2 separate regions of the Mus musculus genome follow, and region 1 is linked to region 2. The links are chromatin loops, found by intact Hi-C in ENCODE. Cell type or tissue: heart. All regions are shown on one strand. Links, peaks and the distances in the headings refer to the core of each region. The heading gives the core; the rest is flanking DNA. Region 1 overlaps Mmrn2 (multimerin 2). Region 2 overlaps Shld2 (shieldin complex subunit 2).

Region 1 (15,992 bases), core at 5,214-13,213, 130 kb after region 2:
CCCAGGGATGTTAAGACTCAAGGACTCTCTTGTCTCTCTCTCTTAGTATATGTGTAGTGGTTTTCCTTATAACATTTTTACATTTTCACAATGTTGAGCTTTGACATGAGTTTATTTTTATCTTACTGCAGGTATTTGCTGGGCCTTTTGAATCTGAAAACTTAAGTCTTTTCATTTCTGGAATACACACAAACAACACACAGGCACACAAAATCTCATTCGACTTCGTTTGCTCTGTCATCCTTGTCATTACATACACATGAACGCACACACACACACACACACACATGCACATACACATGTACACATGCACATGTACACACAGGCACATAAGCACACATGAATACAACACACATGCACATGCCACTCACATCCACATGTGCACGTGTATACACACCGCATGCATGCACACTCACAGGCACACAAGCATGCAACTCACACACATACATGCACATCAGACTTTCCCCTTTGTTCTGCCATCTCTGTCATTTGGATGTTGGGGCTGGGACTGATGCTCTTTCTTCTCATTTTCCAAATCCTCTTGCTTTTCCTGTCTTCTTGCTGTTTGTTTGCTTTTGGTATTTATGTATTTATGTATTTATGTATTTATGTATTTATGTATGTATGTATGTATGTATTTATTTATTTATTTATACGTACGAGTGTTTTGTCTGCATGTACATCTGTGCACCAAATGGATGCTGGGTGCTCATGGGGGTCAGAAGAGCTGGAGTTAGAGGTGTTTGTGAGCTGCCATGTAGGTGCTAGGAATGGAATCAGGGTCCTCTTCCAGAGAAGGAAGTGCCGTTAACTGCTGAGCCAGCTTTTTGGCTTATTTATTTTGTTTTGGAAACAGGATCTCATAGTGTGTGTGTGTGTGTGTGTGTGTGTGTGTGTGTGTGTGTGTGTTTATTTGTTTGTTTAATTTTGGAAACAGGATCTCATATAGCCCTGGCTAGCCAAAAACTCATTGTATAGGTGATGTTGATGTTGGCCCCCTTATCCTCCTGCCTCCACCTCCTAAATTGCTGGGATGATAGACATGAGCCACCAAGCTGTTTTTGCTCTGTGCTGGGACTGTCTCCAGTCCTTCCTGTCTGCTAGGCAAGCACTCTGCCAGCTACACTATGTCCCCAGCCTGTTTTGTTTTGGGTTTTTTTTCTTTTTTCCCCCATTTCTAACATAGGCCTTTCGTTTTCAAGTGTTCTCTTTGTCCTCTGAATACCCTGCTAACCCTTATACTTCCTCCGCCCCCTACGTACTCCTGTCTGTGTCCTCTGCATAGCAACGTCTCTTACATCCCTGGAAACACTAGTGTCGATTTGGAGCTGGTATTCATTCTTCATGGATAGCTGTGGTCCACTCCGGCTTGTCAGTTCCGACCTTCGTTGATCTGTTTTGTTCTTTTCAGGCCTGAGGATTTAACTAGGGCCCCCTACATGTTAATCTCATGCTCTAACTCCAAGCTGCATCTTGGTCTGGTTTCTTTGGTTTGTAACATATTTCTCTCAGGGGTTAGCCTCAGAGGTCTGGATGTACCCTTCTGAGCTGTTTTGATGTAGGAGACTCTGTTGGGTGGTTCACCCAGAGGCTCCCATGATGTCAGCATCTTCAGGTCTCCTTTGCTGGGACCAGGTAGTTTTCCTGCTAAGCATTTCTAGCCTGCTTCCGGAAGGTAAAGACTGTCTTGTCAGGCTTCTAAAAGCCTGATGGGGTAGGGTGGGCTGGAGTGAGTGTGGGCAGGAAGGGGTGTGTCTCAATGGATGTGGTCACACAATGACCATTAAGTCTGTCCTTCCACCCCTCCCAGAAGTATCTTTAATGGTGCCTAATGGCCCTAGGGCAAAGAGCAGCTTCAGAAGTGAAATTCCAATTCCAACAAGCCACCCAATCAGCAAAGCCCCTGAACCTTGCTCTCTGATGCCTACAGACATGGCCACTTCCTCCATGTTCCCCCTCACCTGGTCCAAGATGCCCGAATTTGTCTTCTACCCTAGACCATCCACATCTTATTGACTCCCATTGCTTCTCGACCCTGAGACCAGAATGCCTCTGTGATATTTCTTCCGTGCTTGAAACCTCTCTCTGCTTTCCCCATGACCTCAAGAAATAGCCCGGTTCTTCTTCTGGTACCCATTGTCTCTCTAGCATGGATTCCAGTTCCCTTGGCTCCATCTGCAGTCTCTTCAGACTCTTAACCCTGGCCCCAGAAACTATGCTGTTCCTCCCACTTCTGGGCTTAACACCCCATGCTTCCTTCTGCAGATCCCACAGCAAACCCTGAGCCCACAGAGCCAAGTGGTAAACTCCAGGAGACTTGGGACTCGCTGGATGGCTTTGAACTTGGAAGAGACTGTGACCCTGTCCAAACTCCCAGCTCCCTGTCTGACTTGCTCTTTATACACATAATCAGCCACCCCCCCTTTGTTTTTGTTTTTGTTTTTGTTTTTGTTTTTTGTTTTTTGTTTTTTCGAGACAGGGTTTCTCTGTGTAGCCTTGGCTGTCCTGGAACTCACTCTGTAGACCAGGCTGGCCTCGAACTCAGAGATCCGCCTGCCTCTGCCTCCCAAGTGCTGGGATTAAAGGCATGCGCCACCACGCCTGGTAATCAGCCCTTTTATAGGTCTTAGCCACATCCCTTCTCCTGAGATTGCCTGTTCTCCTTGGGACCCTTAAGGAAAAGTTTGCATCACCATAGTGCACAGCAAGTGCTGAGCTTGAGCCCGGTGAATGGTACCCAAGAGGTGCTAAATCACCACTTACATCTCTGGAGAGTCTTGTTTTGAGAGCTAATGATGAGGGAAGGATGCTTTGACTCTTGCATTGAACCCAGATAGCCAGCCCCCAGCCCAGTGAGCATGTTTCCCATCCTAGACATACTGGCAAGTGCATACTGGGGGGTAAAAGTGGAGAGGCTGCCTTGGAGGTGTTGGGCACACGGAGTGTGCTCTGCAGGATCGCTAAGTGGAGGCCTTTCCCAGAGAAGAGGCTGTTCCACCCAGCCACCTTCTTTCCCTTAAAACTGCTGGAAAGGCCAGGCGTGGTGGAGCACACCTTTAATCCCAGCACTTGGGAAGCAGAGGCAGGCGGATTTCTGAGTTCAAGGCCAGCCTGGTCTACAAAGTGAGTTCCAGGACAGCCAGGGCTACAGAGAAACCCTGTCTCGAAAAACAAAACAAAACAAAATAAAAAACAAAACAAAACTACTGGAAAGCCAACTGCTCAGGATGCGGGGCCAGGGAGTAGCAGCCATAGGCATATTCTGGTGAGAAAAGATGGGCATAGAAATGGGCAGCTGCCAGGATAGGGCACAACATGCTGCCAGTGTACTCAGGACTCCACCCACTTAGACATGGGCATCACCACTACCAACTATAGATGGAGAAATAAGAACTCCTTTAGGTGACCACTCAAAGCCCCACAGCCACAATGCAGATTCAGACCTAAGGCTCCCCAAGCCCCAGCTGCACCGTTATGCCCCCTGGTGTCAAGGGACTAGTGAGAACCCGCCTGCTCGCATGGAGCTGAGTTATGATGTGGGAGTCCTTGGTATTCCTCCACTGGCCCTGGCGTGGCTTTGGGAAGACAATGAATGGGTCAGGGCTCTTTTGAGTGGCTTTGTAGAGCTTAGGAATTAAGACAAGAGCTGCCTTCCTTGGTATTTAATGGTTTCAAGAATCTCAGAGCTGGGTAGAGCAGGAGACGAGGTAGGGTATCCCTAGACACCTGGGAAGGACCAGGCAAGGCTCAGCAATCTTCTCCCTCTGGCTTCTTTTCCAGGAACTGGTGTCCTTACCAGAAGTCCAGGCTAGTCACCTTTGTAGCTGCTTGCAAAACAGAGAAATTCCTGGTCCATTCACAGCAGCCATGTCCACAGGGAGCCCCTGACTGCCAGGGAGTCAGAGTCATGTGAGTAGGGTGGTCAGGCCATTTTCCAGGCCCAGTGGGCTCACCAGAGGCACTGAGCCACACTGCCTTCTTCCTCAGGTATCGAGTGGCCCAGAAGCCAGTGTACCAGGTCCAGCAGAAGGTGCTGATCTCTGTGGACTGGCGGTGCTGCCCAGGGTTCCAGGGACCAGACTGCCAGGACCACAGTAAGGCTCCCCAAAGCTTCCCCGGAAACTATGCTGTTCCTCCCACTTCTGGGCTTAACACCCCATGCTTCCTTCTGCAGATCCCACAGCAAACCCTGAGCCCACAGAGCCAAGTGGTAAACTCCAGGAGACTTGGGACTCGATGGATGGCTTTGAACTTGGTATGTTGCCTTCCTAGAAGGACAGAGTTCATGTGTTTAGTTCTTCCTTCTCTGATGGGCTGTACCATCTCTGGAAAACGTTGCCCTTACAATCAGTATGGACTTCCTTGTGGCCTTGCACTCTGTGGCTAGATTCTCAGGGCCCTCAGCCTACTACTGCCCGGGCTCATTCCTGTCCCTTTTACTGATCCCATTTTTCTTGGAGAGCTGACTTTGCCACTTTGCCAGGTGACTTTCTTGCTCCTTGACCTTTACAAGTTCCTGGGTCTGGAAGAAGCTTTTCCATTCTCTTGTATTCCCCCCACCCCCGCAACCGACTAAAATAAAACATCCACTGGGGCCTTGGAAGTCATTTTGCCCCTTGTCTCAGTAAACACAAAAGAGTCCCCCTTTATGAATTGATTTCAAGGATAGGTTAGGGAATAGATTTCATTATGTGATCTATTGGTTAGAGCTGTCAGGAATGAAATTGTGGCTAAGGAAAGAAACAAGGTGATTGATTAGTCATGTCTGCTAGGAGTATGGGAGAAAAGGTGATAGCTCAGAGATCTGTATTTTCCTGTCTTAGAAGGCTAAGGGCGGTCTGGTGAGATGGCTCAGTGAGTAAGAGCACTGATTGCTCTTCTGAATGTCATGAGTTCAAATCCTAGCAACTACATGGTGGCTCACAACCACCATAATGAGATCTGACGCACTCTTCTGGTGCCTCTGATGCTAGCTACAGTGTACTTATGTATAGTAATAAATAAATAATAAATAATAAATAAATCTTAAAAAAAGAAGAAGAAGGCTAAGGGCTTCTACATTCCAGCTTAGGAGGGGCCAACGTACTTCCTTGTTCCAAGTCCCAAGTCTTTTCCTGACCTTGTGAGTTGGCCTTTAACACTTACATCCAGTGTGTTTTTAGGTCACCCTGTCCCAGAGTTTAATGAGATTAAGGTGCCACAAGAACAACAGGAAAACCTGCTTCAAAATCTCCAGAATGATGCCCAGTCAGTAGAAGATGGCTTTCCAGGCTCTTGGGAAGCCCCACCCAGCAACCTCACAGATGAGATGACAGAAGCCAATCTAACAGAATTCGGTGAGTAGGGGCCCCCAATAAGGCCCAGACTTCAGAGGCCCTAACTCTCCCAGCCTGGGGAGGAATGTCTGCTGCAGCAGGCTTTTCTGAAACATGGTATCTGTTGCAGAGTTTCCTGGCAGGACATCAGAGCACCTGCTGCAGCCCCATATTGATGCATTCCTGAAAGCACACTTCAGTCCCATCTGGAAGAACTTCAACGACAGCTTGCACAGCCTCTCCCAGGCCATCAGAAACTTGTCTCTTGATGTGGAGGCCAATCACCAGGCCATCAAGATGATCCAGGAGGGCACAGTGGCTAGGGCTGACTTCCAAGAGCTTGGTGCCAAGTTTGAGGCCAAGGTCCAGCAGAATAGCCAGAGACTGGGCCAACTGTGGCAGGATGTGGAGGACCAGCTGCATGCCCAGCGCCGATCGGTGCATCATGCCCTCTCTGATGTCCAGGCTGAGGTGAGCACCAAGTTAAAGCAGCTTGTCAAGGCTCAGGAACTTCCAGGGGCCAATGGCAGCCTGGTGATGGCATCTGCAGCAGCGGCAGCAAGGCCAGAGCCAGAGAGCCTGCAGGCCAGGCTAGGGCAGCTGCAGAGAAACCTCTCTGCTCTGCACATGGTCACTAGCCAGAGGGAGGAGGAGTTGCAGAGCACCCTCAAGAACATGGACAGCGTCCTGAAGCAGCACGCCGAAGAGATCAAAGAGCTCTATTCTGAATCGGATGAGACCTTCGACCAGATCAGCAAGGTAGAGAGGCAGGTGGAGGAGCTGCTGGTGAACCACACCGGGCTTCGAGAGCTGCGGGTGATCCTAATGGAAAAGTCCCTGATCATGGAGGAGAACAAAGAGGAGATAGAGCGGCAACTGTTGGAACTCAACCTTACCCTGCAGCATCTGCATGCGGGTCATGCAGACCTCATTAAGTATGTCAAGGACTGCAACTGCCAAAGGGTCAACTCTGACGTGGATGTCGCTCCGGAGGGCCACAGGGATGTCATGCACACCCTAGAAGAGACCCAAGTGAGCCTGGACGAACAGCACCAGCTAGACGGTTCTTCTTTGCAGGCCCTGCAAAGCACTGTAGATGCCATGTCTTCAGCAATGGATGCCTATAGAGGAGAGGGTGAACGGGCCCGGGCTGAAAGGGCACGGATACGGAGCCAACTGCGGGCTCTGGATCATGCTGTGGAAGCGCTGAAGACAGCGGCGAATGGAACCCGCAAAGAGATACGCCTACTGCACGGCTCCTTCACAGCCCTGCTGGAGGATGCCCTGCGACATCAGGCCGTGCTAGCTGCACTCTTCGGGGAGGAGATGATAGACGAGATGTCAGAGGAGGCCCCTCGCCCTCTGCCACTGGATTATGAGCAGATCCGCCTAGCCCTGCAGGACGCGGCCAGTGGGCTACAGGAACAGGCGATTGGTTGGGAGGACTTGGCCACCCGGGTGGAGGCATTGGAGAAGGCCGCAGGTGGCTTTGTGGAGCAGCACCCACAGTTGGCAGAGGGACTTGAGCCCAGCCACGACTCTGGGAGAGAGGAGGAAGCCATGACTTTGGCGGAGCTGGAGCAGGAGATTCGGCGCCTGAGTTCTGATGTCAAGCAGATTGGGCAGTGCTGTGAGGCCTCCTGGGCTGCCTCCCTCAATAGCTCCCTTGAAGACCTACACAGCATGCTCTTGGACACCCAGCACGGCCTGAGACAGCACCGGCAGCTCTTCCACAACCTCTTCCAGAACTTCCAAGGTCTGGTGGCAAGCAACATCAGCCTAGACTTGGGGAAGCTGCAGGCCATGTTGAGTAAGAAAGATAAGAAGCAACCGAGAGGCCCAGGAGAATCCCGGAAGAGGGATAAGAAGCAAGTGGTGATGTCTACAGATGCACACGCCAAAGGTCTGGAGCTCTGGGAGACAGGTGAGTGCCTGGGCCCTGGAGACTGACTCTACGAATCTAGGACAGGGCTCTCTGCCAACTCAGGTGCTCCTTTCTCCTACTGGGGAGTGGGCACAGGGTACAAGAAAGCAGGATCATTGGCCACCACTACTACCTTCAGGGCTATGGGTCTCCTCTGCTTCCTGGAATATAGGGAAGTATAGATCCCAAGAATCAGTTGTAGTTCCAGAGCCCATGAGTTGGCCGAGGCCCTAGCTGTGGAGCAGAGTCTCAACTCTTCACACTCACCCAAATCCCAGTCTTTCGTCAGCTCGCCCTGCATGCTGGGGACAGGGGGTTGGAGCAGGGGGTCATCTGTCACGGCAGCACCCCACAAGAGGTAAATACAGGGAACGGCCTTCTGCTCAGAAGGAAAGAGCCCTCTTGGTAAATACAGTTGGCGGTGTCAATACCCTTCTGGATCTTTCCTGGGCTCAGCCTTAGCTACTCAATCATGCAACCATTATCATCATATCTTACCTTAGTCTCTAGAAATGACCTAACCCAACCAGTGAGCAGCAGAGAGAGGCTGCCTCTCAGCTACAGCAAGCCCCCAGCAGGCGGATCCCCAAAGGCTCCACCTACACATGAGTGGTTACAAAACCTGACAGCTTCATTCCCACCCCTCCTCCCGGTACAAGCTTAGCATGCAGGAACCCAAGCAACTCTCCCAACTCCCCTAGCATTTCCAGAGAGCTACATGTCCTTACAGTAACCCCTGCATCTCTTTTCCTCTTGTGAGTGGTACAAACTCCATCATGGCTTTTACCATTTGCCTATAAGGTTAGGGTTAGGTCAGGGTCTGTTTACTCCTGCAATATTTCTTTTTTTTTTTTTTTAAAGATTTATTTATTCATCATATGTAAGTACACTGTAGCTGTCCTCAGATACTCCAGAAGAGGGCATCAGATTTCGTTACAGATGGTTGTGAGCCACCATGTGGTTGCTGGGATTTGAACTCGGGACCTTCGGAAGAGCAGTCGGCGCTCTTAACCACTGAGCCATCTCGCCAGCCCGCAATATTTCTTTTTCTTTCTTTCTTTCTTCTTCTTCTTCTTTCTTCTCCTTCTTCTTCTTCTTCTTCTTCTTCTTCTTCTTCTTTCTTCTTCTTTTTCTTCCTTCCTTCTTCTTCTTCTTTTTCTTCCTTCCTTCCTTCTTCTTCTTCTTCTTCTTCTTCTTCTTCTTCTTCCTTCTTCTTTTTCTTCCTTTTCTTCCTTTTCTTCCTTTTCTTCTTCTTCTTCTTCTTCTTCTTCTTCTTCTTCTTCTTCTTCTTCTTCTTCTTCTTCTTCTTCTTCTTCTTCTTCTTCATCTTCTCCTTCTTCAAGATTTATTTATGTATGTGGGTACACAGTCACTCTCTTCAGACACCCCAGAAGAGGGCATCAGATCCCATTACAGGTGGTTATGGGGCATCATGTGGTTGCTGGGATTTGAACTCAGGACCTCTGGAAGAGGTCAGTGTTCCTAACGGCTGAGCCATCTCTCCAGGCCTGCAATAATTCTTTACTGCCGAAAATATTTTCCCCTTTAAAAACACTTTTCTTGTAAGAAGGCCACAGAGCTCGACTTTGAGCCCTGCAGAGAAAGTCACCCCTAGTTTGCACAGTTTTTCCATCTTCTAAAGCCCATAGTCTTCCTTCCTCTAGGGCATGTGGACTCTCAGATGCAGGCAGGCTGAAAGAACAAGAATCGCCAACAGAGGGTGCTGTAGAGTAGCCACCTTTCAGCAAGGCAAGAGCCCCATCTGCTGGGTGCTTCGGGGACTGAAGCACCAGACCTCAGTTTTTGTTTTTTGTTTTTCTGTTTGTTTTGGTTTTTCGAGACAGAGTTTCTCTGTATAGCCCTGGCTGTCCTGAAACTCACTCTGTAGATCAGGCTGGCCTCGAACTCAGAAATCCACCTGCCTCTGCCTCCCAAGTGCTGGAATTAAAGGCATGTGCAAGCACTGCAAATCAAGAATGCTAAGGTTTGCTTGTGTGGTCGGGATCAGCAAACGTTCCCTTTCTAAGCTTCAGTTCACCCATATGAAATGCCAGGGCTCTGTGCAACACTCTGGAAATTATATTAACATGACTAACCAGAGCTGGAGAGATGGGTTAGCAGTTAAGAGCAGAGGACCTGGGATCTGTTCTTAGCATTCACATGGCAGATCACAACCATCTATGAATTCTATTCCAGGGGATCTGGTGACCCTTTCTGGCATCTGTGGGCACCACTCATGCATGTGGTACGCAGACATACATGCAGGCAAACTGTCCATCCACATAAAATAATAATTAGAAAAATTTTAGTCCGGCAGTGGTGGTACACACCTTTAATTCCAGCACTTGGGAGGCAGAGGCAGGCAGATTCCTGAGTTCGAGGCCAGCCTGGTCTACAGAGTTCCAGGACAGCCAGGGCTATACAGAGAAATAGCCGGGCAGTGGTGGTACACACCTTTAATTCCAGCACTTGGGAGGCAAAGGCAGGCAGATTCCTGAGTTCGAGGCCAGCCTGGTCTACAGAGTGAGTTCCAGGACAGCCAGGGCTATACAGAGAAATCCTGTCTTGAAAACAAAAACAAAAACAATTTAGATGACTAGCCAGAGGGGGCCTCCCCCTTGCCCAGAAAAAGCCTTACAGTATAGCTCAGATTGACTTCAAAATCAAGATTTTACTGCCTCTGTCTCCTGAGTTAGAATTACAAGCGTGAGCTACTGTGCTGGCTTCAAGAAGTTTCTCAGTCCTTTTTCTTTATGGTCTTGTGCCCACTTTTGGTCAAAACCACCATTCCTGTTCCCAGTACTAACATTATTTTGAGGATAGGCACTATTCTCTTTCCCACACGATGTCTCAAGATACCTAGCAGGTAGGTGCTGGGACGACTTAGTGGCGGAGCACACGTCTAGCATGTGTGAAGTCCTGTGTTCCATCCCTAGCACTGATGTGGAAGGAACTATCCCTGGCAGGTAGCAGACATCTAGGAGTTGGATACTCAGGTTTCTAGCACCGCCCTCCCACGGCTCAGGTAGTCAAAGACACTTATCTCTCTAGAGTTGAAAGGATCAAAGAAAAAAAGGGCTTTGTTGAGGATCAAAGGAGAAAATGCATTTGCCAGCCAGCCAGCAGATCTGTATTTCCCTTCCCCTATCTCTGAAATGACACTGACTGTCTAAGACACACCTCTGGGATGTGATGGTATCTAGAAATGGTCTCCGGCTTCTCATGCAATTAAGGTGAAGAAGGGAGAGTTTGGCAGTGAATGGATAACTGACTGTCTCCTCTACCTCAGGCTCCCCTGTGGCCTTCTATGCCGGTTCTTCAGAAGGGGCCACTGCTCTGCAGATGGTGAAGTTCAACACCACATCCATCAATGTGGGCAGCAGCTACTTTCCTGAACATGGCTACTTCCGAGCTCCCAAACGTGGCGTCTACTTGTTTGCTGTGAGCATTACATTTGGCCCAGGCCCAGGAATGGGGCAGCTGGTATTTGAAGGTCATCACCGGGTTCCAGTCTACAGTACGGAACAGAGGGGCGGGAGCACAGCCACCACTTTTGCTATGGTAGAGCTACAAAAGGGTGAGAGAGCGTGGTTTGAGTTAATCCAAGGGTCAGCAACCAAAGGGAGCCAACCAGGCACTGCATTTGGGGGCTTCCTGATGTTCAAGACCTGAACCCTGGGCTCGGCTCAGCTTGTATCAGACATGGTAGATCCGCCTGCTGCTCTTAGACTGAGGCTCTGGCCAGCAAAGGCTGGAGAACATCTAGTGGCCTAGCTCTTCCCTGGACACCTTCTGCAAAGACCCTGCGGCCAGCAGCACGTACCTTCTTCTGGACACACAGGTTGGGGAGGCCAGAATACTGCTCTCTGGACTGGGCCGGGGCCTGGAGTGGGAGCTGGGATTTCCATGCCTTCCCCAATGGCACGGCTCGGCTTGTCTCTGAGACACTTCCTCAGTTCTACAGCTTTTCTTTTTCTCTCCCTTGTGGTTGGAAACTTGTACACTTACGCCTTTTTCGGTTTCCACTTTTCTGTGTTAGAAAGTCACTGTTTCTCAGAAGGAATGTCTACAGTGATGGGTTTGCCATGCAGAAAGGTCCCAGATTCTCTTTCCAATGTCTCAAAAAAAAAAAAAAAAAAAAAAAAAAGAAGAAGAAGAAGAAAATGAAGATTTTTTTTTTACCCCCCCCCCCCCCATGAAACTGGAAACAGGTCTCCAATTACTACAGAAAAGCTAATCAAAAACAGTCTTTCTAGTTTCAGAAGGGAGCCAACACATGGTTGAATTAGCCCTGGGTCCAGTCTCCAGCACTGTGCACACCTATGGTCTCAGCATATGGAGTAAGCATGAAGTTCAGAGCTATCCTCAGCTTCATAACAAGTTCAAGGCTAGCCTGGGATATGGGAGACCCTGTCTCAAAACAGCAAAAGAAGTTACATTAACTCCCAGCCACACTTTGTCTTTGTTTATTTAATTTTAATATCACGCCCTGCTTCACTCTGTAAAGGCCAACATATCAAATAGGGACAATGTTGTGCATGGCCTTCACCCTTCTTATTCATCTATCAAGACTGTGCCAACCCCAGCATCTCTAAGGAAGGGAAGGAGGGAAATTAAACCCTACTGGTAGTGACCGACTTTGGAATAAAGTGATACTCTCCAAAGCTCTGCCTGTTTACTGTTGGAAGGGGAAACATTTGGTAGAACACGTAGGGAAAAGTGACTCCTCACTCCTGGTGTACTTGCCTTCAACGACGAATATTCACTTCATTATACATAGATTATCTAGGGGCCTTTCCAGGCAGTGGCAGTCCCTGGACAGGACAGCACAGAATGGCATTTCTTTCTGCAACATATACACGTGTTTACCAGTCTCTAGATCCTAAAATCGGCTCAGGAAAGCAGCCACACTGCCATCAGGTAATAAAGCAGGCTTTGGTAGTGCTCAGTGTTGGTTGGCTGATTTGACTGGGTAATGGGTTGCTAGCAATTCTCATTGCTTCCTAGGGTCCTTAATTCAAGTAATTAACCTTCAGAATTTACTTATAAAGCTCTGTTCAGTGTGTGGAGGTATTGGTGTTAGATGAGCAGTAAGTCAGAAGGCTCTGTCACTGATGGGTGACCATGAGTTCAGCCACAATTCTGCCAAGCTCCACTCCATCTGTAGTGAAATGGTTAACGGCTCTCATCCAGCACTCTGATATTGACCATCTCTCTGAATCTTGTTCATTTCAGTAGAGCTCTTGTTGTCGAGACTATTTCTGGACCAGGGTATGTGTGGTTGGGCATACCAAAGCCCGGGGTGACCTGTGTGTGGTAGGCCACCCCTGTTGCTGGCAGACCTGGCTGTCTTCTTGTTCTCCATGTTGCTGTCACTGGCCAGTCCCTTCTGAGGAGTAAGTTGGCAATGCTAGGGTAATGTAGTCTCATCGTTGTTAAAGACTTCCATTCAGAATTTCTGGCATAGAATACAGTGTAAATCAGTTCCATCACGAAAAGGTATGTCGCCAACCCTCACAGGAAGGGTTAGGCAAGAAGCACTAGTGGGTCAGGTGTTCCACCACCACTGTATGGTGCACTCTGGATGTATCTGGAGTGAGGTGAAATGGTTTTTAGCAGGGATGCTTTTGATGTGATAAAGCACGCCTGACTACATTTTACAAAGCCTCAACATCGAGTTCAAGCCACATGTTTTTTTACAGACAGTTCAGTAAACATTGTATGTGTGTGTGCATAGGTGGCTGTGCTGTGTGTGTTTCTTTGGGTATGTGCATGTGTGTGGGTGCATGGAAGCTAGAAGTTGGCACTGGGCATCTTGCTCAGTCACTTGCCATCTTATTTTCTGAAGCAGGGTCTCTCACTGGATCTGGAGTTCACTGGTGTCACTAGACTGCCTGGCCAATGGGCTCCTGAGACTTACTTCTATGTCCCCATCCCCAGTGCTGGGATTACAGTCATACACTGCACCCAGCTTTTTACATAGGTACTGGGGAGCCAATTTTAGGTCCTCAGGCTAGCATGGCAGGCAATTAACAGAGCCATCTCCCCAGGCCCAGATTACTAAGAATTCCAAAACTCTTTTGATGGAGTCTCATCTGTATTAAGATACACGATGGCAAGTGAAGATGTCCCAGTGTTCTCCAGGTAGACATGGGACTGACCCAGGCAGCTTAAAAGACTTGTGGCTCCTGAAAAACTACGTAAGAGCACCATATCAGGATGGCTTCTCAATTCTCCAAAAAGACTGAAAGAAAAGATCTATTTTACAGAATGAGTTGGCAATATGAAATTACAACCCCTATTAGGATTGCTGTAGACCAAGCTTAAACCGCCCCAAATCACTTGGGAGTTCAGGGGCAGAACAAGAACTATATAGCCAGTCCTAAGGCCAATACAGGTCAGCTGCAGACCTTCTGGAGGCAACAAGCTGAACCACAGGTTACAGGGTGACCTCACATGAGCCAAAATCACCATATCATCATAGCCAGATACTCACTGTCTTACTTGTGGATGCACAGTCTAAGATGTGATTGTTACATGGCACTGTGGGAGAGCCTTTGACAGCATGCACCAGGCCCAGAGTTCCAAGGGTAGGGGTGGTGATAGAGGCATTCTTAAAGGGCCCCTTAAATATGTTAAGGCTCATCTTAAGTCAAAAGCATTAAAGCACACTGTTCCCCCCCTCCCACCCACTTTGCAAGGTCTTCCCAAAGGCATGCTAAGTGAGTTTGGGTGAAGTGGCCAGCCACCGGGGACAAGTTTTTCTGTCATTTGTCCTTTGAGTCCATGCTGTCTTGCTTAGCCTGAATTTCCCATCCTTTATCAGGAAAACTCCAGACAGTGACAGAACTCTCTGGAAGGAGGCTAAAAGAAAGGTGTAGGGAAGGCTCCGTTGGAGCACACAAGAGGATTGCTTTTGTTTTCCAATTGGTATTGTTCTATCACAGGGAGACGATGAAGGACAGATTAATGCAGAGATGAGCAACTATACTCCTTGTATAATTATGGAAAAAAAGGAGTCATGAACAAGACCCCAAAGTTAACAGACTGAATTGTTGGGAATATAAACATCTCTAGAAATAATAGAGGAAGTTATTTATTTATTTATTCATTTACTAACTAAAAATTTGTGTTGCCTCCTATCCGGTAGGCAAGTGCTCTACTACTACTGAGCTACATTGCCAGCCTCAGGAAAGTGGAAACTTAAGCCAGGCTTATTGCCTGTATGCCTGGCCCAGGGAGCGGCACTATCAGGTGTGGCCTTGTTGGAGGAAGTGTGTCAACGTGGGTGTGAACTTTGAGAGAGCTTCCTCTTAGCTACCTGAGGATGTGAGTCTTCTGTTTATGTTCAGAACAAGATGTAGAACTCTCAGCTCCTCCAGTGCCATGCCTGCCTGGATGCTGCTATGCTTCCCACCGTGATGATAATGGACTGAACTCAGAAGCTGTAAGCCAGCCCCAATTAAATGTCCTTTTTAAGAGTTGGCTTGGTCATTTCACAGCAGTGGAAAGCCTAAGACATTGCCACTCAGAGCTTAATTCTAAACCCCATCCAACCTTGAAAAAATGGATGATCCCATGCTGCGGGGCTCATACCTCCCAGTGTTTCAAATAAATGTTCAAAATATGAGGAGCATGTGTCAAGAGGCTTCATGAGTCTGCGCAAGATCCTTGTAGACAAGCATGGGTCAATGTGAGCATCAACACAGCATGACCTAATGGAACCCAGAAGTCCATAAGCTGTGTAAGGAAAGCACTTGCTCACACACTGTCAATGGAAACTGAAGATGAATGATGGCATTAGAAAACCACGTAGCAACCACTGGTATACAAGCCCTGTGTGGCCCAAAGCATCCCCAACAATGCACTCATAGAAACAGAATGGCAACTTTACACAAAGAAATGATCATGGTGTCCTGGTGAGCTTTATGTTAGCTTGATACAGCTTGTCATTTGTGAGGAGGGATTCTCAATTGAGAATATGCCTAAGAGACAGTCTGTGGTACATACTCTTGAGTAATGATTGATGTGGGCCCAGCTCACCCAGGGCAATGTCAACCCTGGGAATGTGGTCCTAGGTGGTATTTAAAAAGCAGGCTGAATAAGCTATGGGGAGCAAGCCAGTTAGCCGTACTCCTGCATAGCTTCTGTTTCATTTCCTGCCTCCAGGTTCCTGCTTTGACTTCCTTCAGTATGGACTGTGATGTGAAAGGATAAGTCATATAAACCCTTTTCCGAGGTTACTTTTGGTTTCAATGCTTTTTATTATAGCTGCAGGAAACCTTAAGACACATAGTAAACAAGTGGCTGGTTCTAACATTAATGATGCAGAGGCCATAGCATCTCACTGGGATGCAATGATGTCACGTATACATGTGCCAATATTCAAGAGGCAGAAACAGGGACTGCCAAATCCAAATTCAGCTTGAAGAACAGATCCACCTCCCTAAAAAAGGTAACTTAAAACATGTTTTATCTTGAGACCCAAGAAGTGAATACATTACAGTATCCAGAGCACGCCACACACCAGAAAAACACACGCATGATGTCTTTACTGGAACTGGAAACATTTGAATGAAGCCTGCAGGTCATGGTATTGGTGACTGTTGTTATGGTATCAATGCCAATTTTCCTGAAAGTCTTCAGAGAGTATAAGTTCTTTAACTTACTCTAAACAGCACAGTGCATGTTTGGACGTGTTGTTGTGACCTCCCAGTCACACCTCACGCAGCAGTTATATAAAATGATAAGTT
Region 2 (15,992 bases), core at 4,130-12,129:
ACAGGTTAAAAAAACTGGGGTGGGAGTTCTGGAGGGGTTGGAAAGAAGTTATGATAGAAATATACTGTATACATGTATAAACTTTTCAAACAACTCATGGGTAAGATACAATTGTTGTGTAAAAGTATTACGAGTAGTATATTAGTTAACTCTAATATTCAGTGGCTCCCTACTATCTAACCAGAAAGAGCTAGCACAGCTTTCAAAAACTGTCATTAAAAGGGCATGTGACTCCTAATGTGTGAGGCCCTGGGTTCAGTTCCCCAACAACATCAAAAAACAAAACAAAACACCAGACTTCTCACGATGTGATGCTCAGAATACCTGCTGTCCAGAAGACAAGAATATCTGAGAAATTTCAAGAAAACTTTAAACTCTATGTTGGACTCATGAGACACTGGGTGATAGGGAAAGGCAAAATGGTGGCCCAGGCCTTGCCTCCTGGTTCTTTTATCCATTCACTTCTATGGTCCAGCTTTTAGCTCCTTTACTTCCATCTAAATACTAGGACTCTCCAAGGTTAAGTCCTAGGCCCTCTTCTTTTTAACTCTAGTACTGAATACTCAGAGACAATTCAAACTTCTAACACCTTCTGCTGCTAAGTCTACCATGCTCTAAATAGAACATGTTCTACAGCTTACCTCTTACACAGAAATCTCAGCTCTGAGATCTCTATAAGTAGGTAAAATGAGCTATTAAAGGTAGAAATATAATAGTGCACAGTTGAATGCTATCAATTAAAAATGGATGTCACTCATAAATTTCTATGTGAATATAATTCACTGCTAAAGATATGACAATATAAAAGTATAGCTTTTTTTCCCTCACAAATTTCCCATTTGTTCCACAAGAAGAAAACAACAAACTAGATGTTTTCTTTTCTTTGTTTGTCTGGTTTGGGGTTTTTGTTGTTTGGGGGAGAGTATTTGTTTTGTTTTTTGTTTTTGAGACAGGGTGTATCTCTGGCTGTAGCTCTGGCTGTCCTGGAACTCACTCTGAAGATCCAGAACTCACACAGGAATCAACCTGCTTCTATCTCCTGAGTGCTGGGATTAAAGGCATGTGCCACTACACACAGACTTCGATATTTGTTTTTTGTTTTTTTAAAGAAATAATACAGCGCCAACAAAGATACCTTTTTAAAGGCATTCATAAAAGTAATTTAATTGTCTTATAGTAGAAAAATGGGTAAATAGATTCCAGCAGTCACTTGATCTTACCTAGTTGTAAACAACATTAGGGATGTTAGGAAAAACCAGAGAGGTAGCAGGACTGTTTCTATGTGCCTAGAAAAGGCCTCCAAGAAGATCACAAACAAACTAGACATTTTCTTTTCTTTTCTTGTTTATGTTTGTCTGGTCGGTTGGTTGGTTTGGGGTTTTTGTTGTTTGGGGAGGGTTATTTGTTTTGTTTCAATCATGGTGAATGATCTTGAGGTAGAATGTCCTTAACTAAAAGTGACTACAGTACGGGTCGATTCACCTCTTTACTGTTGGGAAACTTCTTTGATACTCCAAAAATAGTCTTAGCTCTGGGGAATAAGTTCACATTAAATGGGTTAATATGACAAGAAAACCAGAACTTTTATTTTTATTTACAGTGAGGTAGTATTTGCCAAAGAAACAGTACTTACAGTATGTTCTCATCTTATAAATAGATCTATAGTTGGGAAGCCATATTACAAGCAAAGAGGAATTCTGAAAGTACTAAGTCAGAGTATGAGTTAGATAAACTAACTCTCCAACAATAATAGAACAACATATAAAAAGTGCTTTGTTAAGTCTGTTTGTTATAATCTTGCATTTACGTTCCATAAAGATTGTTCCTAACAATCCAAAGAGAACGCTCCAAGACACATTAATTAAAGGAATCAGCTCCCTGCAAACAACTTGATATTGTATGAACCGCAATTTTCATTTTCTCAGCTGAGGCTAACAAAGCCTAGCTCCATCACATCCTTTCTTAGCTAAGTTAGTAAGATTAACTAACTTCTTCTAGCTTTACTAACACTGTATTGGTTTTATATTATATTTTGTTTGCATGAGACAGGGTCTCGTGTAGCTAAGCTAGCCTCAAACTTCTTTATAGCTGATGCTAGCCTTCAACTCCAGAACCTCTTGGCCCTGCCTCTTAAGTGCTGGGATTACAGGCCTGAGCCATGCTACTGTATTGATTCTAAATTAACTAAGAACAAGTAAAAAAATATTAAAGATTTTAGTCCAGTGTGGTGGGACATGTATATAAATCACAGCAAAGGGAGGCTGAAGCAGAACTGATTTCCCCCACATACTAGGATCCTGTCTTAAAACACATACCGCTGGGCGTAATGGCGCATGCCTTTAATCCCAGCACTTGGGAGGCAGAGGCAGGCATATTTCTGAGTTCGAGGCCAGCCTGGTCTACAGAGTGAGTTCCAGGACAGCCAGGGCTACACAGAGAAACCCTGTCTCAAAAAACCAAAAAAAAAAAGAAAAAACTGAAAGAGAGAAAGAAAAAAAAAAAAAAAAAACAAGACTGCAAGGCCGTCCTCAGCTGAGTAAAATAGCAACAAACTAAACATCAGCATCTTGAGTCCGTTCCTTCAGGAATAGTTTAATGTACTGGAGTGAAGTAGCAGAAATGTTGCCCTTTCCTAATAACACTGCTAGTAAAGTAAGAGAGTTAATCAGACACAAACACAGCTGTAAGGCAGCATAAAGGAGCCCAGTGATAGAACTTCAACTGACACACGATGGATGATTACAACCAACCAAGGCAGGCTTCTTAGAGGAGAAAATGGATGAGAAGGCATCACAGAACAAAGAGGGGTCCTAAAGCCCGAGGAAGCACAACACACATGCTACAGCAGGTCAGTCACACCCAGGGAAGATAAGTGGCAAAGGAAATCATAACCAGAAGACACAGCTTTATAAAACAGGCTATCACTATACCTCAATGGTCTTACCTGTAAGTAAAATTATATCGCCAAGAAACACTGTAAGTGCCCCAAATGCTGCAGTCCTCCACAGAACAACCCTCTTCTTAATTTCTGACTGATCAATAACTACAATCGTTGCTAATGGCACTTTAGAACCAGAATTTGGTCCAGATTTTATAGTTATTTCCTTTACATGACATGGGGTTAGCACCATGACTAAGCAGTTATACTTCTGATTTTTAGAATCACAATTTTTTATTAATGATATTTTTTTACTGTCCTTTAATTCAGACATGACCCTCTGGGGCACTGCTTTGGCTGCCTCTCTTATATTAGAATCCATCCTTGGCTTCTTGGACACCTGATGGACTTCAGAAAGAGCTTTAGAATGGTGGGAATCATCTTTACAGCTCCAGCTCCTGTTAGCGGTACTTGGATGGGAGCTACACAACTCATTTGGTGGCAGGTTTTCTTCATTACTGAAAAGTTCTTGAGAGCTTGTGTTTTCAAGATTTTTTCCAGGGTTTATGTGACTGTGACTGCTTTCTGATTCAGGACAAACAGGACTAAAAAGTTCCAGGGAATACACTTGGCTTTGCTCATTTTCAGATTCTTCTTCGAAATCTCCACCAGGCTTACTAAAATCCCCTTCAGTTCGTCTGACTCCCTGACTTCCTGTTGGTTCTGCCTCCATATTTACAGTGCTCTTATTTATACAGTCCTGACCTTTATCATTCCCTTGAGCTAGAAAAGCCCGTTGGCTGGAGGTCAGTACGCTGAGAAATTCAGCTTCAGCAGACAGTCTCTGGTCTGAGGCCTTCCTGACTGCTCCCTCGGACTGTGGCTCACACCGTGTGTCAGAGAAGCTCTCCTGACTCTGTCTTTCACGATGTCCTGTCGGCTCTGGCTTTGTCCCTGTACTCATCTGTTCAGTACAACAGCCCAGATCCAGTTTCGCTGCACACTTAAGGTCTAACGCAAACAAATCTCTTTGGAAGTTCCGAACGCAGGGATCTGACTGATTTTTAGACTGCTCATCTGTAATTTTCTTATTTTTACATTGAAGCTTTTGATCTTTTTCTTCTTCGGGTAAATGCTGAACTCCGTCCCCAAGCCCACACATTTGTCCACTAGTCATATCACTCAGGTTAACCTGGGATTTCACACTCTGTGCTTCGGAAGCAGAATGTTTAAAGTCCTCATCCACCTGAGCAGACCTCCTCACAGAAGTCGTCAAAACGTCACCACTAAGAAGGCCTGGAGGGCCAAGACCTTTGGGGACTTGACAGTCTTCCAGATTTTTAAACTCCTGATCTCCAGCCTTCAGATACAAGGAATGCTGTTTATAGAAGAGTCGGACTTTTTCCCAGGCGTTGGCAGTGGACATTAAGGAAGCTGTTCCCTGTGATACTGTCGTTTTCAGTGGAGCAACTGGAGCACCCAAAAAAATGTGAACTTGTGATCCTTGACTCATAATTTCTGATAAAAATAAAATTTCAAAATTAATATATTAGTATATTCTCATATCTGCTAAAAAACAAACTACTGATCACAAACATGCAGGTTGGTTATTCAACTATAAAATTAATAAATAAGAAACTATAAGAAAATCAAATTAGTCACAAGAAAGTCTTCAGTTAAAGGCTGAGAAAAGGGACAGCGAGGTGACTCAGTGGGAAATGGCGCTTGACAGACAACCTGAGTTCAGTTCTGAAACCAGGGTAGAAGGAGAGGAGTGATTCTCAAAGTCACCCTCTGACCTCTACACACGCCACGGCACACCACGGCCCACACTACCACATATAGCACACACTCACATAATAAAGATAATACATTTAAAACTTAATTTTAATTTTAAAATACTCAGAGAAACAAAGTAAGCATGAAACCAGCACATCTTTAGATCAATGTTCATTTCCCATGCTGTAAGTCCTGCCCCATGTAAAGAATAATTTAGTTTTAAAGAATAGGCATGATTTATTACTGTATTATATTACCTTTAAATAGCCATAGATTCTCTCCTCCTCTGAACTCAATTTCAAAACCAACATACAAGGCTCAAACTAAAAGGAAAGAACATGGGATTTGTTTGTTTGTTTGTTTGTTTGTTTGTTAAGTGAGGCTCTCTGTAAAATGTACAAGCACTTCAGTGTAATAATTGAAAATCACTGTTTCTATAGTTTTCATTTTTTTCTTTATTGGGGGGTATCTTATGAGTCAAGGCTGGCCCTGAGCTTACTACACATCCAAGATGTCCTAGAATCCTGCCCTTCTCTCCACCTCCCAAAGGCTGGGTTTACAAGGATATACTACTATGCCCAGCTCTATCTTTCTATAATACAAACAATTTTTCCTTTTTCTTATTCCTCCCTGCCTCATTCGTTCGTTCATTCATTTCTTCCTCTCCCCCTCCCTCCCTCTCTTCTTTCTTTTTTTCTTTTTCCTATGGCACTCAAGATCAAACTCAAAGAGTTGTTCATGGAATATATAAACACATAAAAATAAACTCATCATTTAAACTGTTTCTCCATTAACTATGGCACCTGGTGTAAGTAAATCGATCCTATTGACTGGTAAAGAATCAAACAGATTGAAACATTACTTACTCTGACTACAAACTGGGCTCTGGCTGGAGGCTGAAAAGTGGTCTTGTTTTAAATTCATTACCATTAATTCCTGGCAATCCTGATCCCACATACATAATTCCTTTTGAAATAACTTTTATATCTCTTCCCTCTAAATCTTCAGTATCTTCTCCCAGTCCTCACATACAATAAATGACCGTATTACTGATTTCCTTGACATTTACCAATACAACTCCATGAGATCTAGATTCTCTCCTAGCTTCCTGTAGTGGCTGAACTTTCACACACTCCTGTGTGTGTGTGTGTGTGTGTGTGTGTGTGTGTGTGTGTGTGTGTGTGTGTGTGTGTGTGCGCGCGCGCGCGCATGCGTAAAATCACATTAACAAGCCAGAGAAAGACACTGAGTATCCTCTACTGCTCTTCCCTTATTTTTTTGAGACAGTGTCTCTCACTGAATCTCAAGTTTTCTGCTTAGGTAAGTAAGCTGGCTGGTCAGTAAGCTCCCAGGAGCAGTCCGTCTCTGCTCTCACAGCACTAGGGTTACCCACAGGCCATGTGCAGCTTTTATATGAGTGGCCACGGATCTGAACTCATGTCCTCTTGCTTAAAAGAAAAAGGGGCTGACTCCAGCCAAGTGAAATCTGATACTTCCATGCAAGACTGTCTCTTCTTCACTCTGGTATCAGATCTCAGTCAGGCTGTGTGCTAACAATGGTTGAACAAGATAAATGACACACATGACAATTCCATTAACTTACCTGTGCGTGTTGGAAATAGCAAAGAACTAGAGATATAAATTAGTGGAGGAACACTTGCCTACCATGAACAACTCTTTGAGTTTGATCTCAAGTACCACAGGAAAAAGAGGGGGGTTGGGGGGGAAGGGAGGAAGGTGGGAGGGAGGGAAGGAAAGGGAAAGGGAATGGGAGGGGGAGAAAATGAATGAATGGATGGATGGATGAATTAATGAATAAATGAATGAGGCAGGGAGGAATAAGAAAATCATGAGTCGGGCTGGAGAGATGGCTCAGTGGTTAAGAGCACTGACTACTCTTCCAGAGGTCCTGAGTTCAAATCCCAGCAACCACATGGTGGCTCACAACCATCTGTAACAAGACCTGATTCCCTTGTCTAAAAACAGCTACAGTGTACTTACATATAATAAATAAAATAAACCTTAAAAAAAAAAAAAAGGAGGAGGAGGAGGAGAAAATCCTGAGTCTGGGTGTCTTATGGACTGATGGACTGACTGATCTTAAGACAGAGTCTTAGCCTGCAGCCCAAGTTGTTCCGGAAGTCACTGTCTAGGCTAGCCTAGCCTCCACCATTTCTGGTACATCCCCTGGAGTCCCAGCATTCATGTAACACATCTACTTTGAAGAGTAACTGTCATAACACTACTAAAGCAGAGAATTTCAGGAGTGACAACAGCAGACTTTCCAAGCATACACTAGAAATACAAAAACAGTCCATGAAGAAAATGGATTTGCAACAAAAACATACAAAGAAGAAATCCATGTTAATATAGATGCATCTTCTAAACACATAAATCTTAGTGGAAAATTTAACAATAAGAATCCATAAACCTTTAATCCCAGCACCTAGGAGGCAGAGTATGAGGGCCTGAGCTGAGTCCCTGGCACCCATGGGCTAGAGAGATGCCTCAGCAGCTGGCATCTTGAGCTTGATCCTTGAACCAATGTGTGGTAGTGTAAATGAGAAATGTCCCCCAAAGGCTACAGTTTTGAGCTCCTGTCCCCAGTCCATGGTGCTATTTGGGGCAATGAAACCTTGCTGGAAGAAGTGCTTTGAGAGTTTATAGCCATTCAGGAGCTGCTTAGCACTTGTAGTTTAAGATGTGATCCTCCAATTCCTGAGGCCACACCTCTCCCAGACCATAAGACCAAATAAACTCTTCCTTTTATAAGCTGCCTTGGTCAAGGTGTTTTATCTACAGCAACAGACAAGTTACTAACACAGCATGTGGAGGTGAAAGAAAAGAAATGACTGCAAAGTCGTCCTCTGGCCTCCACACAGGTGCCACGAAGACACCCCCTCCCCATCCACACATGCATGCAAGAAATGTCTTTTTAAAAAATAAGGTGGAAGCCGGGCGTGGTGGCTCACACCTTTAATCCCAGCACTTGGGAGGCAGAGGCAGGCGGATTTCTGAGTTCGAGGCCATCCTGGTCTACAAAGTGAGTGCCAGGACAGCCAGGGCTACACGGAGAAACCCTGTCTCGAAAAACCAAAAAAAAAAAAAAAATAAGGTGGATGGCTACCTAAGAACAGCATGTGAAGAGTGGCTTCTGACTTACACACACACACACACACACACACACACACTCAGGCACATGTGTGCATTCATACACATACACATAAACACACAAAGTAAAACAACAAAGGTTGAAGCTGACCTTGGCAAGCAGTAATGGGACTGTGGTAAGGATACTCATAAGGCAACGACTATATTGGTGAAGTTTCATTTTTAAGAGCTGGATATGATTACAGGCATATTTGTTAAAATCTTCAAAAGCATTTAAAATTTAAAATACAGAAAAGCAAAGCATCAAGGATCAGGATTGCCTAGGTATACTAGCGTACATTTATAATCCAATATTTTAGATCAAAAGCAGCAAGGCTCATAAGTTTGAGGCCAGCTTGGGAATACAAAGCTAGACTCTGTCTCAAAGGGATCATAAAAGGCCTAGATTATATAGGATTGCTTTAAATACTTCTATGTTCAATTTTTATGATATCTGATTAATATGTATTATTTTCATAAAGCCAGTTCTTTTTTACTCAGTCATTCAGGCATTTTTTTCACAGTCTTCAAACAGAATATAGAGCAATTATTCTATTGCTGATATTTACTATGAAAGGTGAGTACAGTGATAGCAGCTACTAAAATTTATCAGCTAAGGGCCTGGAGAGACGGCTCAGTGGTTAACAGTGCATAGTGCTCTTCTAGGGGAACCAAGCTTGGTTCCCTGCACCGGTATCAGCGGGTTCACCATGTGCTAACTCCATAGGATCCTCCTAGGAATCCCATACCTTCTGGTGCATACACATACACGTACACTCACACACATACAAATAAAAATATAAATGAATTTTTTAAAATGTGTTTAAGAAAAGTATTAGGGCTTAAAATAAATATACTACAACTTTCAAATAGCTAAAATGTATAGCAATAAAGTACTATAGAAACAAAGTTATAGCAATTTTAGGTATCATATTATAAATCATTGGAAACCAGAGAACTAAGCATTCTTATCACAACCACAAAGCCTACCTTCATTTAACCCTCATGAAAATAATTAAGTTTTTTTAAATTTATATGTCATTATTAGATTCACCACAAGGAGGCTCCAAATAGCACTGCAAAAACCTTCAAAATGCTATCAAGAGAGCAAGAGAACACTTACATAGCAAATCAAGGCATAAAAGTAACCCACTCTCCTCTCCTGGACCTTGCGGTATCCTTCTCTAATGGTTTCTTCCCGTTAGCCTAGAATCTGTTAAAGGAAAAAACAAAGTTCTACATTGCTTCTTTGTCCCCTTCCTTCAGCCCACTTAAATTTGTCTCCTATTTCAACAATTTTGCCACAATGCCTTCAATATGGAGAACCTTCCAACAGACACATCCATCAAACGTCAATTTTCAGTCCTCACCTTATTGCCATTTGTAACTGTTTATCAACCCTTTCCTCAAACAGTCTACATTTTTAATTCTGTGAGATCACCAAAATAAAATTATTTTGGGTTTTAAAAAATAGATATGTATTAATTTATTTAATAATCAAAATGACTTGTCAGGCATTATGCTAGCAATGGAAAAATCAACAATAATAAGGGAAATGAAGGCGTTTACAGTATAGTGGGAAAGATAAAGTGATGATCATCAAAGAGAGATGAGAAATGCTGCAGAATTCAAAGCAGGTGTCAGCAGAAAGGAGGTGTGTAAGTGTAAGCAGCACAATGAGCAAGGACCTGCCTGGCACCTGCATCTTTCCTACGCTCTTAGAAATATGATGAACACTGCTGAATAATGTTTAGGGAAGTAGAGCCCAGATTCATCCCCACTCCCCAATACAGGACCCAGAAAGTCCTAGTTGGCTTACCTAAGGGCCATGCTGGCTGTAAGATGCACGCGCATATCTCCAAGATATACAGAAAGAATGTAAAACACTCCCCTGCTCTGTGTCCTCACTTAGCATTTTCTCAGTATCTTGAAATCTGACACTCACTTCTATCTCTATTAAGACAATAACAAAGTCCAAATTGCCAAATGGGTACTCATAGTACTCTCACTGAGACACTCTGTTCCTTAGTTTCAGGACACTGCTCTTTCCCAATGAGCTCCTCCACTGATCTGATTTTATTTTTCCATTCTGCTGTTTCTTGGGCTGTCTTGTTACTTCACACAACTATAGAGAACTGAATCCAAGCCTATTCATTTCATTCCCACATACCGTTATATATTCAATTGTGCCTTACAAGTTTGTAACCCTTCTTCAACTTAAGACCTATTCATATTTGTAGCATTACTACACTTGATAGTATCACAGAAGAATCGAAGATAAAAGTTCAAAGATCCCCCTCCTTTCTACTCGGGTAGATGTTGGTACTCAACTGAGTGACACAATCACTCTTGACACTTCAGAGGCAGCCCCCAGATCCAGAAATGAATCCAACTAATGTAAAAGACATGGTTACTTACCTATGACAGCCATTTCACTATGCCTTCATTTATTTATCTCAACAAGCAGCTTAAGTGTGGGACTTCCACTCTTTAGGAATTAGTTAGAAAATGGCCTTGACTGTGTAAAACTGATAAATTATAACAGGGCAATTAGATACATACAGGTACATACTGAGCAAGCCTGATGAAGGCCTGAATTCAATCTCTGGACCTCACAATGGAAGGAAAGAACCTACTTTTGAAAGCTGTCCTTTGACCTCCATATGCCAAAGAATACATTTTATCTCTACACACACATACATACACACACACATGTGCGCGCACACGAACACATACACACACATAAACAAACACACACACACACCAAATAATACAATTTTTAGAATTGTACCAAAGGGTGCTGCTACTGAGTATAAGTTGTGGAAATGATGAGTATGTGAGTGGGGGTAGACAGTGGTGAAGACTGGTAGGTGGTAATAAGATACCTATCATAGAGAACTTACATATAAATAGTCATGGATAAATGATGAGTTTTAACGACTCTAGGCTCTGTTCTGGTTGTCCTCAGAGGGTTAAAGCTCACTAAGATACCAGGTGAAACCAGCAAGTGCATATCCATTACCACAGTTAATCATTACTCAGTTTCTCAATCTGCAGAAGGCCACCAGTCAGAAAGACTAACACACCACAGCCTTTATCTTTAGAGTGGGCAGAGTCTGATGAATGGGTCAAAGATTTATGAAACAGGATGAACCGTATCAGCAGGTTTTGTCTTTGCCCACACTACAACTAAAAAGAAAAATGTTTCTTACAAAATCCGTGCGGTTAAAAGAAACTACTTTCTCTACCCCAGGAATAACCAGAAAACCTCACAATTATAAGTATCATCGCCATTATGAATGTTTTCGTGTCTACTCCCCTAAATTTCAAGCAATTATAGGATTACTCAATGACATCAATGGACAACAATGTAAGAGGGGGGCTGGACTGCTCTCCCCGAGGTCCTGAGTTCAAATCCCAGCAACCACATGGTGGCTCACAACCATCCGTAATGGAGTGTGATGCCCTCTTTTGATGTGTCTGAAGACAGCTACAGTGTACTCATATAAATGAAATAAATAAATATTAAAAAAAAAAGTAAGGGGACCATAACTGAAAGCATCCGTTTTGGAATAAGACAGGAGGTATATAAGTTCAAACCACTCCTACTCTGAAACTAGCAAGTGCTAAAGCCAGGTGACAGCTACATGGGGTTGGTTCATTTTATTATTATACTTCTATATATTTCTTATATTCATAATAATGTTAAGCTTTTTATCTGTCAAGTGAGAATTCTTTGTTAATTGAGAATATTTCCTACCTCACAGTGTTGTGAGAGCCTTCTATGGTCTTAAATCTAGAAAACCACACTCACACAACTTGCTGACATACCCAACAAGTTGTATTTCCTTCACATTTTTTGTTCCTATCATATTTTTACACAGTAGCAATGATAAAATTAAAACTTTTTACTGCTTTGATCTTATGCCAATTCATTATATTCTGAGACATTCTTAATGCTACCCTAAACATATGTTTTTAATTTGTCACACAAAATAATGCTTCATTCTTATTTTTTGATTTTCAACTTTAATTATTTATAAAAAACTCTACAAATAAAAAAATCATACTTAGAAATTATACAGGCCCAAAGATGATCCAGGTCAATGAACTTCTACAGGCTTAGAGGAACCACTTGGAATAGAAGCTGTGGAGCTTCACACTGAAGTTTATATTTCCATCATCAAGTATAGTTTTATGCACTTAACAAATACAAAAAAGGACAAATTCACAACAGTAAGAACCAGAAAACCAAATCCATTTTACATTGCCATTCATAACTTGTGTTCATGTTTTAATTAGCACACAGAGCAATGTCTTTCTTTCTTTCTTTCTTCTTCCTTTTTTTTTTTGGGGGGGGGGAGGGTTCGAGACAGGGTTTCTCTGTGTAGCCCTGGCTGTCCTGGAACTCACTTTGTAGACCAGGCTGGCCTCAAACTCAGAAATTTGCCTGCCTCTGCCTCCTGAGTGCTGGGATTAAAGGTGTGCGCCACCACACCCGGCGAGTAACCATTTCTTTATAACATTTGTGCTTTACTCTGACCCACACATACCCCCTCCCATCTCCCACAGGCTCATCTGCCCTGGTGGTCTTCCTTCTACCCTCACGTCCTGTGTGTTCTGTTACCCTGACCATTCCTCTCCTTTAAACCTTTTTTCTCGCCGTGTGTGGTGGCCCACGCCTTTAATCCCAGCACTCAGGAGGCAGAGGCAGGCGGATTTCTGAGTTCCAGGCCAGCCTGGTCTACAAAGTGAGCTCCAGGACAGCCAGGGCTATGCAGAGAAACCCTGTCTCGAAAAACCAAACAAAAAACAAAACAAAACAAAAAAACCAAAAAAACTTTTTTCTCCTTCCCACAGGTCCCTCCCTAGTTTTCTGGCACTCCCTACACCTGCACACAGATACATACATATAACTACTAGAAACTAGGATATGTATATGAGAGAACATAGAGGTATTTATCTGTGGCTAGGTCACTTCCTTTAACAGATTTTCCAGGGCTACCCATTTCCCTACAGATTTCATATTTTCACTTTTGTTTACAGCTGAATAAAATTCTACAGTGTGTATATAACAAATTTTCATCACCTCTCCATCTCCTGCAGAAATCTAACCTAAGCTAGACTACAGCACAGGGGTAGATTGCTTAGGATTGCCTTCAGCCTACATACATACATACATACATACATACATACATACATACATACATGCCTCCCAGCAACATACATACAAAAGAACCTTGGGATATTGAGGCTGATGCCATAACTTTGCACTGGAAAAAAAGAAAAAAGAAAAGAAGAGAAGAGAAGAGAAGAGAAGAGAAGAGAAGAGAAGAGAAGAGAAGAGAAGAGAAGGCAGCACTAGACATGGAAGTACACCTGTCTCGGGTGAAATATGAAACTTTGTTGTTGTTGTTGCTGAAACAGTGATTCACTCATCCCAGGCTGGCCCTAAACTTGGCTATGTAGCAAAGGATGCCTAACCTTCTGGTCCTCCTTTCTCCACCTACAGAGTGCTCGGATTACGGGCAAATGCCATGCCAGGCTTATGTAATACCAGCATTGAACCCAGGGCTTCATGCATGCTAGGCAATCACTCCATTAGCTGAGCTACATCTCCGTATGTCTGTCCAGGAGTGCTGTGTATACCTGGGTCAGAGTGGAAGTTCTAACAGTGCCTCCACAGGGCTACAACTCCCACCAACAGTGCGTCAGGTTCTCTTCCCCAACCCTCCCAAGCATGTGCTGCCATTTGTTTTCTTCATGGCAGCCACTGACTAGGGTGAAATAAATTCCAAAACAGTTTTTATTTCCCTGCTGGCTAAGGATGGTGAGCACTTCGTAAAGTATCAGTGGCCATTTGTAGTTATTCTTTTGAGAACTGACCATAAATTCATTGGCCCATGAACTGGCAGTTTTGAGGTTTGGGGGTTGAAATTTTGTAAATTTTATATATTCTAGATATTAAGTCCATGCCTGAAGTATAACTAACTAGTAAAGACATTCTGAGGAATGTCTCCTCACTCTGTTGACTGATTCTTCTGTCATGCAGAAGTTGTTTAATTCTTCTTTTCTACAATTTAATACCTACTAATTTCTCTAGTGTCTTTCATTCTTGTAACCTATAAAGTCTCCTTCTCGTTCTTACTCTCTCAGTCCTTACATCTTCATTTCACCACTTAAATATTATAGTCTGGAGCAGGGAGCAGGGGGATCCCCAAAAACTATAAACTGTATTTTCTCCATCCAGGATCCTAGACTCTGCCTCCAAGCATAAGCAAGGCTCACAGTAGCTTCTCCTGCAGCCCACACTGGGACTTCTGCAAAATGTTGTTACTATAGTCCACTTTCCCTAAACATAAATCCAAATGAAGACAACTCACCAGCAAGGCACACATAAAATAAAATAAGCAAAATTAGGAGGGAAAACTACAAATTATAGAACACATGCACTCTGGCAGATACATTATCTACAGCAAAGAAACTTTTAAAAAGGGGAGGAGGGAGGTAGAGAAAGACAGAAAACAGTCTACTAAGACACCAACACAGATTAACAATTTCTAAATTCTAAAGATGAGAATAGTTGGACTCAAATAAACAGATAAAAATGTAATTTGAAACCTGAACAAGAACATATAATCAACTGAAGACATAAACTAGAAAGTTGCTAAAGTAAATAAAAGAATCACTAACTTAGAAGAAAATTTTAAAGCATGGGGAAAAAGTTTAGCAAGGATACTGAGATGCTGACAAAGAACCAAACAGAAACTGAAGTGATGAAAGAATCAACGGGTCAGATGAAAAGCATAGCAGATGGTATTATCAATACATGAGACCAAGTAGAAAACCGGACCTCAGAAATGGAGACAATCCACAAGACAATAACACACAGACATATGAATAGGAAAAGTAAGACCAAAACTTCCAAGAAACCTACATATTAGGAAGACTAGCCCTAGGAATTCATGGAATAGAAGGAGCTGAGACACAAATCAAATGGTGTATCAATATAATTACAGCAGAGAATATTCCACACCTAGAGAAGAAACAATCAAATATAGGAAACAATTAGAACCCCAAACAGACCTGACTAAAAAATACAAAACAAAGAAACAATGCTAAGGTCACAAAGGCCAATATCAACTAATACAGAGACAATATCAGAAGATATTGTCAGCAGCAACTCTAAAAGCCAGAAAAGCACGGAATGTAATTGTCAACCAAGATGGCCATAACTAAAAAAGGGTTTACATACAGATATTCTAATACAAGCACAAGTTAAGTCAATTCATGACAATTTACCAGAACTGCAAAAGAAATTTTTTTCAACTATGTAGCTCTGGCTGGCTTGGAATTGATATTCACTCTGTAGACCAGGCTGGTCTTAAACTCTCAGAGATCCACCTGCCTCTGCTTCTCCAGTTCTAGGATTATCCACCTCACATGGCTCTAGAAACTTCTTAAAGGAATACCATACATAGTGATGTAAGAAATAGTGTATTTCATGAAAACAACAGATGAACACAAATCACAGGAAACTGGCAACGAGTCAATCATGACCGACAGAGCGGACATCTGGCTACCAGGAGAAGAGGAAAAGAGCTGCCGAGAAACTAGCCAACCAGAACAGTAAATAGAATCTTAAGTAACAGCAAACCTCTCATTTATAACCTCCAATATAAAAAGCCTTAAGGCACCAATTAAAAGGCAGACTAAAGCAATGGATTAGAAAACAAGACCCAGAAATTTGTTGTCTCTAAGAAACTCACTTGACTGTGAGAGACATTAAAACCAAGAGTCAACAGTTAGAAATCACACTACCAAGAAAATAGAAGCCATAGACAAGTTGGTATAGGAAATGTCAGATCTATGAAAGACTTCAATCCATAACTCTCAAAAGAGATAAAAATAATAAATTAATTAATTAATCAGTTAATTAATTAATTAATGGGAGCAATCATTAGGAGGGCATAACTATTATAAATACTTATACATCAAATATTGGAGGCCCTGATTTCAAAAACACTGAAAAGACGACTTCTAGCCACAGCTAGATCCATCTTCCAAGATAAAATCAGCAAAGCAATAGCAGAGCTGAATCACACCACGGGTAACTAGATTTAACAGAGCTACAGAGCATTCCACTCAGCTGACAGGGAATACATATTCTTCTCAGTGGTGCATG

Evidence for each region. Peaks named below come from ENCODE experiments on the same cell type or tissue, not always from the same donor. Only the 100,000 strongest peaks of a DNase experiment are listed, where the experiment ranks them.
Region 1: it touches region 2 in a loop (11-fold over the local background); 8 of 42 quality-filtered maps call a loop at or near these places.

The regions. Positions count from the first base shown.
Region 1 is chr14:34,392,385-34,408,376 of GRCm38, forward strand. It overlaps Mmrn2 (multimerin 2), which reads left to right. Exons shown (of 7, transcript NM_153127.3): 2 at 3,781-3,909; 3 at 3,988-4,094; 4 at 4,175-4,255; 5 at 5,163-5,336; 6 at 5,446-7,239; 7 at 10,529-11,903. The coding sequence ends at 10,911. Among named protein-coding and RNA genes, the nearest start is that of Mmrn2, 25 kb to the left of the region's middle. In heart, for the core only: no CTCF peak of the experiment used is centred there; a DNase peak (open chromatin) is centred at 8,957.
Region 2 is chr14:34,264,557-34,280,548 of GRCm38, forward strand. Shld2 (shieldin complex subunit 2) reads right to left here. Exons shown (of 10, transcript NM_001360074.1): 3 at 2,945-4,396. The coding sequence starts at 4,391. Among named protein-coding and RNA genes, the nearest start is that of Shld2, 38 kb to the right of the region's middle. In heart, for the core only: a CTCF peak has its summit at 8,869 (motif pointing right); no DNase peak of the experiment used is centred there.